2 separate regions of the Homo sapiens genome follow, and region 2 is linked to region 1. The links are chromatin contacts, found by Hi-C or POLR2A ChIA-PET in ENCODE. All regions are on one chromosome and are shown on one strand. Each heading gives the region's core, a stretch centred on a gene start or an enhancer-like site at or near the end of the contact. The rest is flanking DNA. Distances are from core to core; before and after follow the strand shown. Region 1 holds the start of CDK10 (cyclin dependent kinase 10). Region 2 overlaps SPIRE2 (spire type actin nucleation factor 2).

Region 1 (4,748 bases), core at 1-2,500:
GCCGCATTTGTCCTCAGTCTGATTCCTTCCTGACACCTGGGGACCGAGTCAGAAGCATCTGGCCTGTCACTCACTGATGGCCTAGTCTCAAACTCCCTTTCCCGCCTTAATTCCCCTTCTCACATCCTCTGCTTGTGCTCTTCTCGACACGCTTATTTCTGGGTGTCCAAATCCTTGTCACACTTCCTGAACTCAAAGAAATGCCAGGCCAGGCTGGGGGCGGTGGCTCACGCCTGTAATTCCAGCACTTGGGAGGCCGAGGCAGGAAGATCACTTGAGCCCAGGAGGCTGACGATGCACTGAGCCGTGATCACGCCACTGCATTCCAGCCTGGGCGAGAGCGCTAGACCCTGTCTCAAAAAAACAACAAAAAAGAAAAGGCCAACTCACTACTTCACCCCAGAGTCCAGCACACGGCTCTCAACGCGGTGAGCGCCTGCTGCACGTCTGGATGAGTAAAGTGTGGCTCCTGTTGTCATCCAGCCACGATCTGTTAATGATTCTTACTGAACACGTGGCTTGGCCTCTCAGAGCACCAGCCAGCAGTTAAAAACACAAACCAGCGGCCAAAGTTCAGGGCTCTCCACCCCCACCAGCCGTGCACCTGGGCAACACCGCCCAACGCCCAGAGGCTCTCTCCTGGTCTCTGCAGAGGGAGGCACCGGCACCTCCGCAAGGGACGCGCCCAGGGTTCGCGTGAAGCCGCCAGGCAGCGCTGGACCCCGCTCCATGCAGCCCAAGCCCAGCGGGAGCCTTCAAGCTCGAACTCGTCGCGGGTGTAAATTCTCCCCACAAACAAGTGGCTCGCGGCTCAGCCTGCAAAGCCCAGCTCGGGCGCTGAACCCAGCAGCGCCCGAGCTGGATCCCGGAGCTTGCTCTTCCCAAGTCCCGGGCCCGTCTCTCCGCGGGCGCGAGGCATCCCTGAGCCCGCCCCGGCCCCTCAGATCTCCAGGGACCGGCTGTCGGGGGTCCTGAGCCCGCCCCGCCCCGGCTTCCGCCCCCGCCGCGGGGAACTCTGGGACTGTCGTTCCCGCCCGTGCCGGAAGCCTCGGCGCGGCAGCGCGACACGAGGCTCCCCAGACCCAGCCGGGCAGTGCCGCTAGCGAGGCGGGCAGAGCTGCCCGGGTGGCACCCCGCGCACCCTGTGTTCCGGAGGCACCGTGAAGAAGCCCTCCTTACGAATACACTTCAGACGGATCTGCTCGCACTCCAGATCTGGCTCCGCCATGCCGAGCGCTGGCCCCGCCTCTCTTGCGCGCAGGCGCAGACGCGGACGGCCCCGCGGCGCAGGCGCGAAAGCTCCTTCCCGGGCTTCCTCTCCTTAGCAACGGTTACCAAGAGACGCTCCCGCGGGTCCGCCCTAGGCGCTGGGCTCCAGGGATCGGCTCCGACTGCTGCAGTTCGGGCCTTATTTTAGGGTGAAGCCCGGGCAGCCGACCCGGCTGCGCCGTAGTGGGAGGCCACGGCGATTACCCAGGTGAAGGTCTTCCAGGTGAGACGGGTTCCCCCAGGTAAGAAGGTCCTCCAGGTGGGAGTCCTTCATGTGGGGAGGTCCTCCAGGTGGGGGGGGAGGGTCCTCTCGGTGGGGGGTCCTCCAGGTAAGAGGATCCTCTAGGTGGGGGGGGGGGGTTCCCCAGGTGAAGGGCCCTCCAGGTAAGAGGATCCTCTAGGTGGGGGGGGGGTTCCCCAGGTGAGGGGACCTCCAGGTAAGAGGATCCTCTAGGTGGGGGAGTCCCCCAGGTGAAGGGCCCTCCAGGTAAGAGGGTCCTCCAGGTGAGAGGGTCCTCCAGCGGAGGGGGTCCCCCAGGTAAGAGGGTCCTCCAGTTGGGAGTCCTTCAGGTGGGGTGGTCCTCCAGGTGAGAGAGTCTTCCAGGTGAGAGGGTCCTCCAGGTGAGAGGTGAAGGTGAAGGTCCTCCAGGTGAGGGTCAGGTCACTTGGTCCAGGGATGTGGCTTCAGCAAGCATTTGGGTGCCTCCTCTGTGTTCAGGACATGGGGACTCCAGGAGACTGAAGGAAGCAAGTGGCAATGTCCATGCTGTCAAGTTCTGTCACAGAAATAAGCAGGAGTGAGTGAAAGACAGGAGAGAAGCTCTGTGAGGGGTGGCATTCAAGCTTAGCTTCTGGGCAGGAAGAGGCAGCTATGTCAGCATTCCCTAACAAGGTTTGGCAAAGTAGATACCTCCCCTCACTCATGGAAGACCTGACTTCCCAGGCTGGTAGAAGCTTCTCTCACAGGCACCTGCCTCTCCAATCTCTTTCACAGCCCAGCCCTGGAAGGTGGAAAAAGAAAAGTTGACATGGAATGTTTAGGAAGCACCATTGGTCCAGGTCCAGGATCGGGGCAGCCAGCATGTCCTCTAATCTGGCTTCACTGTTGAAATCCAGTCGAGCAAGCAGGGCCCAAACCACTGCGAGACCAGCTCGGTCGGGCCCAAACCACCGCCCACTGCGAGACCAGCTCGGTCGGGCCCAAACCACCGCCCACTGCGGGACCAGCTCGGTCGGGCCCAAACCACCGCCCACTGCGGGACCAGCTCGGTCGGGCCCAAACCACTGCCCACTGCGGGACCAGCTCGGTCGTGGAGACCCTAACCCAGCGGCGCTAGAGGAATTAAAGAAACACACACAGAAATATAGGGTGTGGAGTGGGAAATCAGGGGTCTCACAGCCTTCGAAGCTGAAAGCCTCGAACAGAGATTTACCCACATATTTATTGACAGCAAGCCAGTGATAAGCATTGTTTCTATAGATTATAGATTAAAAGCACTTCTTACGGGAAATAAAGGGATGGGTCTGGCTAGTTATCTGCAGCAGGAGCACGTCCTTAAGGCACAGATCGCTCATGCTATTGTTTGTGGTTCAGGAACTCCTTTAAGCGGTTTTCCGCCCTGGGTGGGCCAGGTGTTCCTTGCCCTCATTCCAGTGTGGGAGTCATGGCCATCATGAGCATGTCACAGTGCAGCAGAGATTTTGTTTATGGCCAGTTTTGCGGCCAGTTGATGGCCAGATTTGGGGGCCTCTTCCCAACAGCCCACAGCCAGACCTAGACTCCATTCAGATTGGTTTTGATCAGCATGTAGAAAATGGGGGAGTTGAGTGTGGTATACAAAATGGGGGTGTTGGCCAGGCGTGGTGGCTCATGCCTGTAATCCCAGCACTTTGGGAGTCTGAGGCGGGTCGATCACGAGGTCAGGAGATAGAGACCATCCTGGCTAACACAGTGAAACCCCATCTCCACTAAAAAATACAAAAAATTAGGCAGGCATGGTGGCGGGTGCCTGTAGTTGCAGCTACTCGGGAGGCTGAGGCAGGAGAATGGTGTGAACCCACGGGGCGGAGCTTGCAGTGAGCCAAGATCACACCACTACACTCCAGCCTGGGTGACAGAGTGAGACTCTGTCTCAAAAAAAAAAACAAAAAAAAAAGAAAATGCAGGTGTTGTGACCAGGCACAGTGGCTCATGCCTATAATCCCAACACTTTGGGAGGCCGAGGTAGGCAGATCACTTGAGGTCAGGAGTTCGAGACCAGCCTGGCCAACATGGTGAAACCCCGTCTCTACTAAAACTAACAAAATTAGCTGGGTGTGGTGGTGGTTGCCTGTAGTCCCAGGTACTCGGGAGGCTGAGGCAGGAGAATCGCTTGAACCCGGAAGGCGGAGGTTGCAGTGAGCCAAAATCGTGCCACTGCACTCCAGCCTGGGTAACAGAGTGAGACTTTGTGAAAGGAAGGAAGGAAGGGAGGGAGGGAGGAAAATAGAGGGAAGAAGAAAGAAAGAAAACAAAGAGCACGTGGAGAGAACAATCCTAGAAAACTGACGTAGGCTGTGTTCCTCTGAAGTCCATACACAGCAGGCAGGCGTGAAAGTGGTTTATGTATATAAATAGGTACCATTATTCTCTTCTGAGGTTTAAGTTGTCTAGCTTTCGTTCGCAGAGCTTTAAGAAAAGCACGGCTTTGGCCCGGCGCAGTGGCTCATGCCTATAATCCCAGCACTTTGGGAGGCCGAGGCCGGTGGATCATGAGGTCAGGAGTTCGAGACTAGCCTGGCCAACATGGTGAAACGCATCTCTACTAAAAATACAAAAAAATGAGCTGGCCATAGTGGTGCACACCAATAATCCCAGCTACTCGGGAGGCTGAGGCACGAGAATCACTTGAACCCAGGAGGCAGAGGTTGCAGTGAACTGATACCACACCACTGCCCGGGTGACAGAGTGAGACCCTGTCTGAAAAAACAAATAAACAAACAAAAAAAGAGAAAATAATAAAAGTTGAAAAACCTTAGGCAAGGCTAGAATCTAATAACAGGTATACTATAGTTTATTTTGAAACATAATTTTTCTCTCTCTAGTCTCCTATTTTTACCAAAGTGAAATCAGGTAGTACTGATTTGTTTTCAAAATAAGTTTTAGTCTTATTGTACTTGGCCTGGTTATTTGTATAAACTGTAGCAAGAATAAATATTTACCATGTAGGCTTTTTTTTTTTTTTTTTTTTTTGAGACGGAGTCTTGCTCTGTCGCCCAGGCTGGAGTGCAGTGGTGCGACCTCGGCTCACTGCAAGCTCCGCCTCCCAGGTTCACGCCATTCTCCTGCCTTAACCTCCCAAGTAGCTGGGACTACAGACGCCCGCCACCACGCCCGGCTAATTTTTTGTGTATTTTTAGTAGAGACGGGGTTTCACTGTGTTGACAAGGATGGTTGCAATCTCCTGACTTCGTGATCTGCCCGCCTTGGCCTCCCAAAG
Region 2 (4,748 bases), core at 1-2,500, 160 kb before region 1:
CACTGGACTCCCCCTGGGCAACAAGAGGGTAGATCTAAAAAAAAAAAAAAAAAGGCTGGGCGTGATGGCTCACACCTGTAATCCCAGCAGTTTGGGAGGCTGAGGTGGGTGAATCATGAGGTCAGGAGTTTGAGACCATCCTGGCCAACATGGTGAAACCCCACTTCTACTAAAAATACAAAAATTAGCCGGGCATGGTGGCGGGCGCCTGTAGTCCCAGCTACTTGAGAGGCTGGCCAGGAGAATGGCGTGAACCCGGGAGGCGGAGGTTGCAGTGAGCCAAGATCACGCCACTGCACTCCAGCCTGGTGACAGAGAGAGACTCTGTCTCAAAAACAAAAAAAAACACAAAAATTAGCCAGGCGTGGTGGCATGCGCCTGTAATCTCAGCTACTCGGGAGGCTGAGGCAGGAGAATTGCTTGAACCCAGGAGACGGAGGTTGCGCTGCAACTAGCCGAGGTTGCAGTGAGCTGAGATCGCACCACTGCAGTCCAACCTGGGTGACAGAGGGAGATTCTATCTCAAAAAAAAAAAGAGGCCAGGCACAGTGGCTCAGAACTGTAATCCCAGCACTTTGGGAGGCCAAGTGGGAGGATGGCTTGAGCCCAGGAGTTTGAGACTAGTCCGGGCAACATAGTGAGACATCTCTATTAAAAAATAAAATAAGGCCGGGCGCGGTGGCTCACTCCTGTAATCCCAGCACTTTGGGAGGCCGAGGCAGGTGAATCACAAGGTCAGGACATCAAGACCATCCTGGCTAACACGGTGAAACCCCGTCTCTACTAAAAATAGAAAAAAATTAGCCGGGCGTGGTGGCGGGCACCAGTAGTCCCAGCTACTTGGGAGGCTGAGGCAGGAGAAAGGTGTGAACCCGGGAGGCGGAGCTTGCAGTAAGCCGAGATCACACCACTGCACTCCAGCCTGGGCGACAGAGCGCGACTCCATCTCAAAACAATAAAATAAAATAAAATGAACAAAAGCAAAAAAAACAAAGAAAGAAAACTAAAAAGGCAGTAGAAAGTGGAAACATGACGTTCCAGACATGACTTCAGGGCAGGTGAATGGGAGAGGAAGGCCCTGCCCTGCGGTGAGGTTCCAGTTTTGGTCGGGTGGGGTTTCGGGGCACTGGTCACCAGGCTGATTTTTCCTGTTTGCACCTGAAGTCGTCTCCCTGACCCCGGCTCTGTGTCTGGGAGGCCGGCCCTGCAGACGTCAGCTGTGCCCCTCATCTGTGCAGCTGTGGAAGGAAGTAACACCACTGCCTCCTCCAGGCCGGAAGCACCACGGGGACCCTCCCCACCCCGGCGGTCTCCTCCACGTCTGCTCTCTGTGAACAGCGTTTCATCCAGTCCCTGCAACTAAGCCTGTTGGGTACTTCATCTGCACCCTGCCTCCCTGAAACAACTGTGTAACTATATATGTTTTATGATTTACATTTTAAGATGCAGGTACGTTTTAACACACATCAAGTAATACTTGGAATTTTTTAAAAAGTACCTGGGCTTCCGAGCTGGCTAGTGGCACGACCATGGTTGCAGGTTCTGTAAGAGAAGAGGGAGTTAAGTTATTTGTCAGCATCCCCGGGACCCCAATAAACACTGCTGTCCCCCCACCTCCCCCTCGGGGACACACACCACAGCCCCACTCTCCGCCGGAACACCAGAAAGCTCACAGCAGGCCCAGCCACTTGGTCATTTGGACGAACACCCATGAGGCCCGGCTCGAGCTGGCTCTAAGCAGGACACCCAGGTACAGGGGCCGGGAGAGCAAGGCAACCCCTACTTGCAGAAGGATGATGGTCAGCTTGTGGACAGACCCCCAGTGCCCCACGCAGCAGCCCCTCCATGGTGACCACTCAAAGGCGAGTCAGGGCTGGAGAGCAGCCAACAGGTCCCACAGTCTGTCCCGGGCACTGCAGGAGGCTGCCCCTAGGGAAACATGGCTGGGAGTAAGAGTGAAGGAGGGGCAGGTGGAGTAGGAGGCCAGATGTGGTGGCTCACACCTATAATCCCAGCACTTTGAGATGCCGAGGTGGGAGAGCTGCTAGCAGCCAGGAGTTCAAAACCAGCCTGGACAACATAGTAAGCCCCTGTGGCTACAAAAAATTTTAAAATTACTTTGGGAGGGCCAGGCGCGGTGGCTCACGCCTGTAATCCCGGCACTTTGGGAGGCTGAGGCAGGCGGATCACAACGTCAGGAGATCGGGGCCATCCTGGCTAACACGGTGAAACCCCGTCTGTACTAAAAATACAAAAAATTAGCCAGGCGTGGTGGCGGGCACCTGTAGTCCCAGCTACTCGGGAGGGTGATGCAGGAGAATGGCGTGAACCCAGGAGGCAGAGCTTGCAGTGAGCCGAGATTGCACCACTGCACTCCAGCCTGGGCAACAGAGTGAGACTCTGTCTCAAAAAAAAAAAAAATTACTTTGGGAGGCTGAGGTGGGTGGACCACTTGAGGCTAGCAGTTCAAGACCAGCCTGACCAACATGATGAAACCCTATCTCTACTAAAAGTACAAAATACAAAAATGAGCCAGGCATAGTGGAGAGCACCTGTAATCCCAGCTACTCAGGAGACTGAGGCGTGAGAATCGCTTGAACCCAGGAGATGGAGGCTGCAGGTGGAGGCTGACCCAAGATCATGCCACTGCACTTCAGCTTGGGCAACAGAGCGTGACTGCATCTCAAAAAATATATAAAAATAAAAATAAAAAAATTAGCCAGGCGTGGTGGCAGGTGCCTGTAGTCCTGCTACTCGGGAGGACCTCTTGAGCCCAGGAGGTTGAGGCTGCAGTGAGCCAAGATTGCACCAGTGCACACCAGCCTGGGCGACAGAGTGAGACCCTGTCTCAAAAAAAAAAAAAGGCCAGGCACGGCAGCTCATGCCTGTAATCTCAGCACTTTGAGGTGCCACGGCGGGTGGATCACTTAAGATTAGGAGTTTGAGACCAGCCTGGGCCACATATCGAAACCTCATCTCTCCAAAAAATACATAAAAATAGCTGGGCATGGTAGTGCATATATGTAGTCCTAGCTACTCGGGAGACTGAGGTGGGAGGATCACTTGAGCCTGAGGGGTGGAGGTTGCAGTGAACCGAGATCACGCCACTGCATTCCAGCCTGGGCAACAAAGCGAGACTCTGTCTCAAAAAAAAAAAAAAAAAAACAAAAAACAAAAACAAACAAAAAAAAAAAAACGTGGCAGCAAGGCAGCAGCTCCATCCATCGAGGCACATCTTCAGGAAAGAACCTGTGGTCTGAGATGAGACACACCACCTGCCTGGGACTGAGGTTGTGCACACTGAAATCACAGCAGTCAGATGAGAAACCCCGGGTCAGAGGGAGAGACAGACTTTGCAGAGCAGGTAAGTCGGCATCTGACTGAGACCACCGATTTGGAGATGTCCCCCCAAGACTGTTTATGCCTCTTAGAGAACCACAGTCCGAGTGGAAATGCAGGTGGAAGCTGGAGTCACGTATTTCATTGATGAAACCTGGCCCTGAGGGAGGCCCGGGAGCGAACCTGCCTTTTGCCGGTGCTCACGCTGGAGCTGGTTGCTCCACTTCCCGTTTCACAGATGAGGAAACAGAGACCGGAGGATGAATCTGTTTGCTCCAAGGTATCAGGGCTGATAAGTGCCAGGAGTGGGGCCAGGCCGTGGGGCCCAGGGTCTGTGCTCCCCAACCCTCCTCCCCCGGGGTTCCCAAGATGCTGCGCTGGGTGGGATGCAAAACATCCACCCGATTCTACAGCCTTCCTTGAACTGGGCATGCAGGTGGGACTGTGCTAGAACAAGAGCTCCAGCTGCCTGGAATTCTTTCTGGAATGAGGTAAGATGTATATATGCGTCTATATCTAAGCCATGAAATCATCTGCTCAGTGGACCTGCTAACTCCACAAATATTTTCAAAATGCCATCAAGAACCAGGAAGATTGCCAAAGATAAAGGGAGCCTGCTCCATTAACATAATGGAAAGCAATCCACCCCCGCATCAGTGGAGTTCATAGAACAATGTGTGGCCCACGGTGGGGGTGTGGGTCCCCAGGGCCTGGGCAGTCCTGGCCCGCGCTGGGCGTTCAGCACGTTTGCAGCTGTGATTGGGCCGAGGCCATGGGAAGGTGGAAGACATCAGACCCAAACAAAGGTGCTCCCTGGAACAGACCAGGGCCCTGTGGGGAAGGGCTGACTGGTGGCCGGCTGGCCCTTCAGTGCCTTCACAGACTAAGCCCACATCAGGCGAGGTCCTCAGTGCATGGGAAGCTTCTGGTTGGAATAATTTTAATGTTTGTGCCTCTGGCTCAAATACTCCATAGGTTAACAAAAAAAGTTGTATCAAAATTAAATGTTCACGGCCGGGCACGGTGGCTCACGCCTGTAATCCCAGCACTTCGGGAGGCCGAAGTGGGTGGATCACCTGAGGTCAGGAGTTCAAGACCAGTCTGGCCAACATGGCAAAACCCCGTTTCTACTAAAAATACAAAAATTAGCTGGGCATGGTGGCACATGCCTGTAATCCCAGCTACTTGGGAGGCTGAGAGAGGAGAATCGCTTGAACCCAGGAGGTGGAGGTTGCAGTGAGTCAAGATGGTGCCACTGCACTCCAGCCTGGGCAACAGAGTGAGACTCCGTCACAAAAAAAAAAAAAAAAAAAAAATTACGTGTTCATGAATCTAATTGTATTTAAGCTGCAAAGACTTGGGGTGTCTCTGGGTTCTGAGATGAGAGATTATCTGGGGGAGACTTGGGG

What was found. Hi-C counts contacts between places; a loop is a spot of excess contacts on that map. ChIA-PET counts read pairs that join two places held with the same protein, here RNA polymerase II (POLR2A). Pooled maps may share reads with other maps.
Region 2: a loop to region 1 is called in a pooled map, with 1.9 times the contacts of the local background. The contact joins the enhancer-like site here to the promoter of CDK10 in region 1. A Hi-C loop is called at or near these places in 1 of 50 pooled maps. POLR2A ChIA-PET finds 5 or more read pairs at or near these places in 3 of 52 experiments (GM12878, H1 and common myeloid progenitor, CD34-positive).

Annotation. Positions count from the first base shown.
Region 1 is chr16:89,683,191-89,687,938 of GRCh38, reverse strand. CDK10 (cyclin dependent kinase 10) reads right to left here and starts at 1,250. Exons shown (of 13, transcript NM_052988.5): 1 at 1,142-1,250. The coding sequence starts at 1,228. LINC02166 (long intergenic non-protein coding RNA 2166) reads left to right here and starts at 1,027. Exons shown (of 3, transcript NR_184152.1): 1 at 1,027-1,492; 2 at 2,264-3,129. RefSeq lists a silencer at 816-1,065.
Region 2 is chr16:89,842,116-89,846,863 of GRCh38, reverse strand. SPIRE2 (spire type actin nucleation factor 2) reads right to left here. Exons shown (of 15, transcript NM_032451.2): 2 at 1,499-1,542. Among named protein-coding and RNA genes, the nearest start is that of SPIRE2, 16 kb to the right of the region's middle. Within about 2 kb of position 1,250, at least 2 of the 41 ENCODE cell types and tissues checked have a DNase peak (open chromatin) inside an H3K27ac peak, as active enhancers do.